Linked DNA regions of Homo sapiens: region 1 is linked to region 2. Evidence: read pairs that join two places in POLR2A ChIA-PET (ENCODE). Cell type or tissue: Panc1. All regions are shown on one strand. Each heading gives the region's core, and the rest is flanking DNA. Links, peaks and the distances in the headings are about the cores only.

Region 1 (4,396 bases), core at 259-4,258, 76 kb after region 2:
ATTTATAGCTGAGTCCTGTTAGCCTCCAAGGGAGGGTCTGGAGCAATGGAGGGTCCCTGGGCCCTTCCTGAGAGATGGTGTCCCAGCAGCCACCAGACATGCTCATCACCTGTCCTGCCTGCACTGTTGGCCACATTCACATTCTTACAGCTGTCAACCTCTCTTTGTCTCAGTCTTTTGTCTCTGGTCTTAGAAGCACACAAATAAAAAAGTTGTGTTAATCTCAGAAAATACAGAGAAGCAAAAAGAAGAAAAAAATCACTCACAGTCTCACCATCCAGAGATAAACAGAATCGTCATTACTTCCAGCAATCAAATAATACAAAACAACAATTTAAAAATCATGCCAGGAAAACTTTCTTCAAAGGCCCTTATTTTAACTGTTTGAATACTTTTTTGTAGTTCTTGGTCTCTTTATGGTTTTTCTAGGTGCTTCTCACTTTATGAAGTCCAATACTGAACATGAAATACTGGAAGGGCTTTGATTAGCATAGGCAGAGTTCTCAAGCTTTTCTTTGGGTTTGTATCTCTCTACTGATGATACTTCTAGGAATGCCTCCCAGGAACAAGCTTACTTTGGGAACTTATATTCAGCTTGTTGTTCTCTATGACCCCTGGATCCATGCCTCAGTATAGTGGATAATGCACATCCGGCTAGAATCCCCCACTAGAGCAGAGTCTGAAAGACATGAGGCCTCCAGGTGCCCACCTACCTGGTAATCCATGGGCCGCCCAGCACTTGGCTCCATCTTAATGTCTGGCTTAGATCTGAGGAAGAGAATGTACCATCAGGCCTGGGGTATGGGGACTGCTTGTTGGGGAGGAGGACACTGGCAGTGGTTAGACCTGGGAGTGGGCAGAGGGACAGAATCATGGTCTTTAAACACTCAAGCACTGCCAAGAATAGTGAGGATTAGTTGTCTTCAGAGGCCTCAACACAGAGAACTAATCAAAGGCAGAAGTAACAGAGAGACAGACATGGGGTCAATAGGTTCAAATATGGGGTGGGCAGGTCTGTGGCTTCCTTGGGCTGGGAGGTATTCAAGGACCTGAGAACAGGCCTGCAGCTGCTGTGCTCTGCTTTTGCAGGGAGAGAGGTGAGAAAAACACCCAAGGAAAAGCAGAAAAGGGTAAGGTTAGGTTAGGAAGAAGCCGTCCATGAGCCCTGATTCTTCCCTACCCAAATTCCAATCATGGCAAGCCAGGTCCTGCCTGACAGGGTGGGGGCAGCTGGGGTTGCAGGGCTCCCGTCCACTCACCGCTTGTTGGAGACATTAGTGGTGAGAGCTGTGACTGAGGCTAGAGACACCGAGTCGGGATCCAGTCCATCTCCTAGCCGAATGGCCAGATGGTCAAGGTCTTCCATCTCCAGCACCGCCGGTTCATCTGGGGAAGATGAAAGACTGGTTAGGTGGGCTGACTGATGGTGAGATAGTGACCATTTCTCCTTTTACTCTGGCATCCAGAAAGCTGAGAGTTAAATTCGAGGTTTACTTAGTTGCTACCGCTTAGAATATTATGGCCTGAATAACTGCAGTGTTTTTCTACCTAATCCCGATCTTGGATTTGAATGGCCATTATGTCTGGTCTTGCCTTTTTATTTTAATTGAATGCTCTTTTATTGTATACCACTTACTTAGGCACTGAATATCTCTTATGGAAGAAGGTAGGGAATAAAGAATCCATACTTTTGCACCTCTCAATAAATAGCTACCATTTGTTGGGTGGATACTCTCTGTTCCAGGCACAACACCAGGACTTTACATGACTATCTCTAGTCCTTAGAGCTGTGCCCTGCCAAGATGGGCGTTATTCTCATGTCACAGGTACAGAAACGAAGGCTTAGGAAGTAACTTATCCATATCAAACAGCTGATGGAATTCAGAACCTAATGCATTGGTGTGTATTCATCTAATGAGATGCAGACATGTGGATTCCGAACAGCCACCCAAGGATGCTGGGTTTGGTCCTCAGCCAGCAGCTGTACTCTCTCCATTTAAGAAGGTGAAGGGCACGGCTGGAATTGGCATGGGGGCAAGAGGGTGGGGGAGAGAGCCTGAGGGCCAGTAGGCCACAGAGGGGATGCTGGGGGAGGGCAGCCGGGAGCCCCGATGGTGGGCCCGTGATGGAGAAGATGGCCCCCTCCCAGCTCCCCTGTCCTCTCCATTTCTCCCCTTGTCTTCCTCCAGGCCTCCCGCCTCCTCTGCAGCAGCTGTCTTCCCCTCTCCAGTCGCTCCTCCGGGAGGGCCCAGTGCCACCTGCTGCTCCAGCCTCCCAGGCCCGGCCCTGCCGCGCCCTCCAGCGGCCCCAGGACCTCCCCAAAGGCCAGGCTGCAGCCTGGTGAGAGCGCTTGGGCGAGGCCTGCCGCCGACCCCGTACTAGTGGGACAACGGTTTCCCCCCAGAAATAGGGAGTTGGCCAAACAGCGTTTCTTGATGGATATTCTCTGCTCTAATTAAAACACTGGGCTTCTGCGTGAAGAAGGAAGAACCGGGAGCAACGAGGGCGGGAGGAGCCTTGTAACCAGGCACCCCCGACAGAGGGCGCTGCCCGTTTCCCTCCCTCGGCCCTAGGGCGTCTCCTTCCTAGAGGGCCACGCATCACTGGGTGGGGCCTGGCCCTGGGACGACCTATCCCAGGAGGGCCTTTTGGCAGCCGGGCAGGGGCTGGAAAGCGGCGGGAGGGCGCCGCGAGGCGCGGGGCTGCGGGGCTCACGCGGCACCTGTCCTACCTGGTCTTTGGGGCTCCTCCTTGTGAGACCGGTTTTTGCCGAGCTTCATGGCGGAGAACACGCTCCTCCCGGCTCTGTGAGGGGGGCCACCAGAATGAGGTGCAGGGAGAGGGACGCATGGAGGAAAACACACAAACACAGAAGAGCCAAACATGAGAGAACACATCAGAGAAGGGAGATGGACCCGGCCCCTCACCTACTGGTCCCGAGACAGATCGGGATCTGTCTTCCCAAATTGGGAGCCAGGAGGGGGAATCAGGGCAGTGAGAGACCCCTCCACTTCCGCCTTTGCCATCCTTTCACACACGGAGGAGAGGGATGGGGTCCCCAGCAAGCAGGGAACGTGGTCTTGAGCCGGAAAGAGCCGTTTTAACTGGAGCTCCTCTGGGTCTTGGACTTTTCAGTCTGATCCCAGCCCCTCAGTCTAGTCTCCTCAGAGCTCCGAGCCCTGCCAGTGTCCCCACGCTCATCCTCCCCGGCTCAGCTGGTTGGAGAGAAAGCCCGAGGACTGGAGACAGAGCATCAGAACGGCGGGGCAGGGACCAGAGAGGACTCAGGGGCAGAGGCCGATGAGGAGATGGGAGATGTGGTTGAAACGAGCTGTTCAGTTCTCAGATGGCCCTGGTGCTCAAAGCCTGACTTGTCTTTCTCCAACCTCTCCGTGTTCTGGGATGCTCCTTGGTCCCCATGAAAAAGGGGGAGATAGGCCCTTTCCCATCTATCTTCGGTCCTGGATTTTGCCCCTTCTACCTGTCCCCTCTCACTGCCAAATTCCCCTTTCCCCCAACCCCAGGAACTTATGGCAGGCTCCATAGTTCCTACCTCTTCCTCTGGCTTGCTGCGACCTTGTGCCCCCAGGTGAAGGGCCTTGCAGTCAGCGGGGCTGAGGAAAAGGGGCAGGGGTCCTCACTGTCCTTCAGTGATGTCCCTGCAGCCGAGCCTGTGGTTCCTGGCACCAGGAAGCCCCAGGAGCAGGATCAGCAGAGGGTAAAGTGCAGTGTTCCATTACCCCATCCATATTGCATGAGTGGATACCTGACTCTCTCCACTTCCCGTTCTCCCTCCTCCTGGGTATGGCCCCATCATCCTGTAGGTCCAGGTGGAGCCAGGTGTAGGCTCCAACCTGGAGCTCGCTTACAGCAGAGTCCACCCTTTTTGGGTCACACATCTCCCTGTGGAGGCTTGACTATGGTTTCTAAGACCCCAGATCCTTGTTCTTTATGCTGGGCAATAGGAGGTTGGGGAAAACCTTTCTGTCCTCAGGCAGATGACCTAGAAACCTCAAGCCCCTCTCCTCAGGATTGTGGGGCCAATCTTATTCCCCAAACCTGGCCCTATCCCAACCCCAGGACCTTTCTTTACTGTTCATATGCAGGACAAAGCACGTTCATATCCCAGTGAGGGAGCAATTGAGAATCACCCTTTTCACGTGGCAGCAGCTCACAATTTAGGGAACATTAGCATGTTCTTTGAATTCCTAAAAAGGAATGGAAGAAGGCTGATGTGTCTGCACTCTTCAGTAGCATACCATCTGAAATACGACAATGAGAAGAAAGGGAAAGAAAGAGGCTCTAAAATCAAAGCTGATGCCTTTGGAATTATTTTCAAAAGCTTCCTCCCTTCTGATGGGGGAGGTGAGTTACACACACACACACACACACACAG
Region 2 (4,396 bases), core at 277-4,276:
CTCTGTCTCAAAACAAAAACCAAAAAACTGTATAGTTCAGTCATGTTAAGTATACAGCATTCAGATGCAATAGATCTCTAAGAACTTTTTCATCTTGCAGCATGGAAATTCTATGCCCCTTAGACACCAATTCCCTCTTCCACTTCCCCCTAGACCTTGGTAATCACCTTTCTACTTTCTGTTTCTGTGATTTTGACTACTCTATTAGATACTTCCTGTGAGTGAAATCATACAGCATTTGTCCTTTTGTGACTAGCATATTTGGCTTAGTATAGATGGACTTCGTTGTAGCACGTGACAGGACTGCCTTCCTTTTTAAGGCTGCGTAGTATTTCATTGCATATATATACCACATCTTGTTTTATACATTCTCCTGTGAATGGACATTTGGGTTGGATTTCACGTTTTGGCTTTTGTGAGTAATGCTGCTATGAACATGGGTATACACGTATCTCTTTGAGATACTTCTTTGAATTATTTGGATGTATACTTAAAAGCAGGATGGCTGGGTCATATGGTAATTCTATTTTTAATTTTCTTAGGAACCTCCATACTGTTTTTTATAATGATTGCACCATTTTACATTCCCACCAACAGTACACAAGGGTTCTAACTTCTCTGTATTCTCACTAACACTTACATCCTGTTTTTTTGATAGCTTCCGTGTTGATGGTGTGAGGCGATATCTCATTATGGTTTGGATTTGCATTTCCGTAACGATTAGAGATGTTGTGCATGTTTTTCATGTGTTTATTGGTCACTTGTATATCATCTTTGGAGAAATGTCTATTTAAATCCTTTGCTTATTTTTAAATTGGGTTGTTTTTGAGTTATAGAAGTTCTTTATGTATTTTGGACATTAACCCCTTATCAGATATATGATTTTCAATTATGATTTCCTATTCCGTATATTGCCTTCTTAGTCTTGATTTTTTTTTTGATGTGCAAACATTTTTGAGTTTGGTGCAGCCCCGTTTGTCTATTTTTGATTTTGCTGCCTGGGATTTTGGTGTGATATCCAAGAAATTATGGCCAAATCCAATGTGCAGAAAGCTTGTCCTCTATATTTTCTTCTAGGAGTTTAATAGTTTTAGGTCTTTAATCGATTTTGAGTTATTTTTGTATATGGTATAAGGTAAGGACCCAACTTCATTCTTTTGCCTGTGAATATCCAGTTTTCTCAACATCATTTGTTGAAGAGACTATCCTTTCTCCACTGTATAGTCTTGTCAAAAGTCATTTGACCATAGATGCAGGGGTTTATGTATCATTCATTTATCATTTTGACCCTTGTCAAAGCCATTTGGTCATATATGTAGGGGTTTATTTCTGGGCTCTCTAGTTCCCTTGGTCTATATATCTATTTTTATGTCAGTACAACATTCTTTAATTCCTGTTGCTCTTTGCAGTTTTGTTTTTGTTTATTTTTTTTTTTTTTGAGACTGAGTCTTGCTCTGTCGCCCAGGCTGGAGTGCAGTGGTTTGATCTCGGCTCACTGCAACCTCCGTCTCTAGGGTTAGAGCAATTCTTCTGCCTCAGCCTCCCGAGAAGCTGAGACTACAGGCATGCACCACCATGCCTGGCTAATTTTTGCATTTTTAGTAGAGATGGAGTTTCACAATTTTGGCCAGGCTAGTCTCGAACTCCTGACCTCAGGTGACCCACCTACCTCAGCCTCCCAAAATGCTGGGATTACAGATAGGAGCCACTGCGCCCAGCCTGTAGTATGTTTTGAAACCAGGAAATGTGGGGCCTCCAACTTTGTTCTTTTCTCAAGACTATTTTGGCAATTTGGAGTCTCTTGAGATTCTGAATTTTACAAATTTTAGGATGGTTTTCCTATTTCCACAAAAAATGATGTTGGGATTTTGTTAAGGACTGCACTGAATCTATAGATCACTTTGTATAGTATGGACATTTTTAACAATATTGAGTCATCCAGTTCATAAGCACAGGATATCTTCCATTTGTTTATATCTTCTCTGATTTCTTTTAGTAATGTTTTACAGTTTTCAGTGTACAAGGCTTTTGCCTACTTTGTTAAGTTTATTCCTAAGTATTTCATTCTTTTTGGTGCTATAGTAAATGGATTATTTTCTTAATTTCTATTTTGGATTGGTCATTATTTGCATATAAGAATGCAACTGATTTAAAATTTTTTAAACATTTAATTTAATTTAATTTTTTTGAGACAGAGTCTCGCTCTGTCACCCAGGCTGGAGTGCAGTAGACTGATCTTGGCTCACTGCAACCTCCACCTCCTGGGCTCAAGTGATCCTCCTGCCTCAGCCTCCCAAGTAGCTGGGATTAAAGCGCACATCACCATGCCCAGCTAATTTTTGTGTTTTTAGTAGAGATGGGATTTCACCACGTTGCCAAGTCTGGTCTCAAACTCCTGACCTCAAATTACCCACCCACCTCCACCTTCCAAAGTGTTGGGATTACAGTTGTGAGCCACCGCACCTGAGCTTTTTTTTTAAATTTAAAATTAAAAAATTTTATGGGTAGGTGTATATATTTATGGGGTATATAAGATATTTTGATACAGCCATACAATGTGTGATAATCACATTGGGGTAAATGGGGTATCCATCACTTCAAGCATGTATCATTTCTTTGTGTTGCAAACATTCCAGTTATACTCTTTTAGTTATTTTAAAATGTACAATAAATCTAGCTGACCTTAGTCACGCTGTTATGCTGTCAAATACTAGATCTTATTCATTCTAACTATATTTTTGTGCCTATTAACCATCCCCATTCCTCCCTGACCCTCCACACTACCCTTCTCAGTCTCTGCTAACTATCATTCTACTTTCTATCTCCACGAGTTCAATTGTTTTAATTTTTAGCTCCCACAAATGAGTGAGAACATGCAAAGTTTGAATTTTTGTGCCTGGCTTATTTCATTTAACGTAATGCCTTTCAATTCCATCCACGTCGTTGCAAATGACAGGATCTCATTCTCTTTTATGGCTGAATAGTACTCCCTTGTGTATAGGTACCACATTTGCTTTATCCATTCATCTGCTGATGGACACTTAGGTTGATTCCAATTCTTGGCTATTGTGAATAGTGTGATTTTTGAATTTTGATTTTGTGTCCTGCAACTTTGCTGAATTTAAGTTCTAACAGGTTTTCCTGTGTGTGAAATCTTTAGTTTTTCTGCATATAAGATCATGTCATCTGTGAACAAAGATAATTTTAACTCTTCCAATTTTGATGTCTTTTCAAGGGATAAACTTTTAACTAGAAGTAAAAGCTTTGTCATAATTGTAGAATTATTAGCTATCTAATAGAAATACAGTCATGCATCACTTAATGATGGGGATATATTCTGAGAAATGCATTGTTAGGTGATTTCATTGTTGTGAGAACATCATAACATGTGCTTACACAAACCTAGATGGTATAACCTACTACACACCTAGGGTATATGATATAACTAATTGCTCCTAGGCTACAAACCTGTCCGGAATGCTACTGTACTGAATACTGTAAGCAGTTGTAACGCAGTGCTAAGTATTTGTGTATCTAAACAGAAAAGGCACAGTAAAAATACCATATTATGGCCGGGCACGGTGGCTCACGCCTGTAATCCCAGCACTTTGGGAGGCCGAGGCAGGTGGATCACGAGGTCAGGATATCGAGACCATCCTGGCTAACACGGTGAAACCCTGTCTCTACTAAAAATACAAAAAATTAGCCAGGCATAGTGATGGGCGCCTGTAGTCCCAGCTACCCGGGAGGCTGGGGCAGGAAAATGGCGTGAACCCGGGAGGTGGAGCTTGCAGTGGGCCGAGATCGAGCCACTACACTCCAGCCTGGGCAACAGAGCAAGACTCTGTCTCAAAAAAAAAAAATACCGTATTATAATCCTATGGGACCACTGTCGTATATGTGGTCCATCATGGACTGAAATGTTGCTATGCAGCACATGACCGTAGTATTTTTACAGCAAATGCTGTTCCAGAGTTTAGTCCTTAGTTAAGGAATGCAACTTAGTCTGCAGTAGATATGTTCTCGTGTTGGAACCTGGACATTAATTGCTCAGCTAGGACACTCTAGGCTTTCTGGGAGCTTGCAGGGAGATTTGCAGCAGGTGATAACATTGAGGGGTTTGGTCCTGGGTGCTTGTTAAGAGCTTTGCCCTGAGCAGAGTCCATTCCACTCCATCTACTATGCTTTATCTCAGGCCTTCTAAGACTCTTCTGAAACCACTTTCTCTTTGTACAGATGATTATTATTATTATTATTATTATTATTATTATTATTATTATTATTATTGAGACAGGATCTTGCTCCATCTCCCAGGCTGGTGTGCAGTGGTGCAATCATGGCTCACTGTAGCCTTGACCTTCTGGGCTCAAGCGATCCTCCCACCTCAGCCTCCCAA

What was found. Peaks named below come from ENCODE experiments on the same cell type or tissue, not always from the same donor. Only the 100,000 strongest peaks of a DNase experiment are listed, where the experiment ranks them.
Region 1: POLR2A ChIA-PET joins it to region 2 with 8 read pairs; 3 of 35 experiments call an interaction of 5 or more read pairs at or near these places.

What each region holds. Positions count from the first base shown.
Region 1 is chr2:26,501,041-26,505,436 of GRCh38, forward strand. OTOF (otoferlin) reads right to left here. Exons shown (of 47, transcript NM_194248.3): 6 at 2,732-2,805; 7 at 1,260-1,386; 8 at 714-768. Among named protein-coding and RNA genes, the nearest start is that of OTOF, 56 kb to the right of the region's middle. RefSeq lists a silencer at 2,670-2,799. In Panc1, for the core only: a CTCF peak has its summit at 2,524 (motif pointing right); a DNase peak (open chromatin) is centred at 2,521; H3K4me3 peaks cover 1,002 bases; H3K27ac peaks cover 549 bases; H3K27me3 peaks cover 649 bases.
Region 2 is chr2:26,424,947-26,429,342 of GRCh38, forward strand. All of the region lies in intron 4 of DRC1 (dynein regulatory complex subunit 1), which reads left to right. Among named protein-coding and RNA genes, the nearest start is that of DRC1, 25 kb to the left of the region's middle. In Panc1, for the core only: no CTCF peak of the experiment used is centred there; no DNase peak of the experiment used is centred there.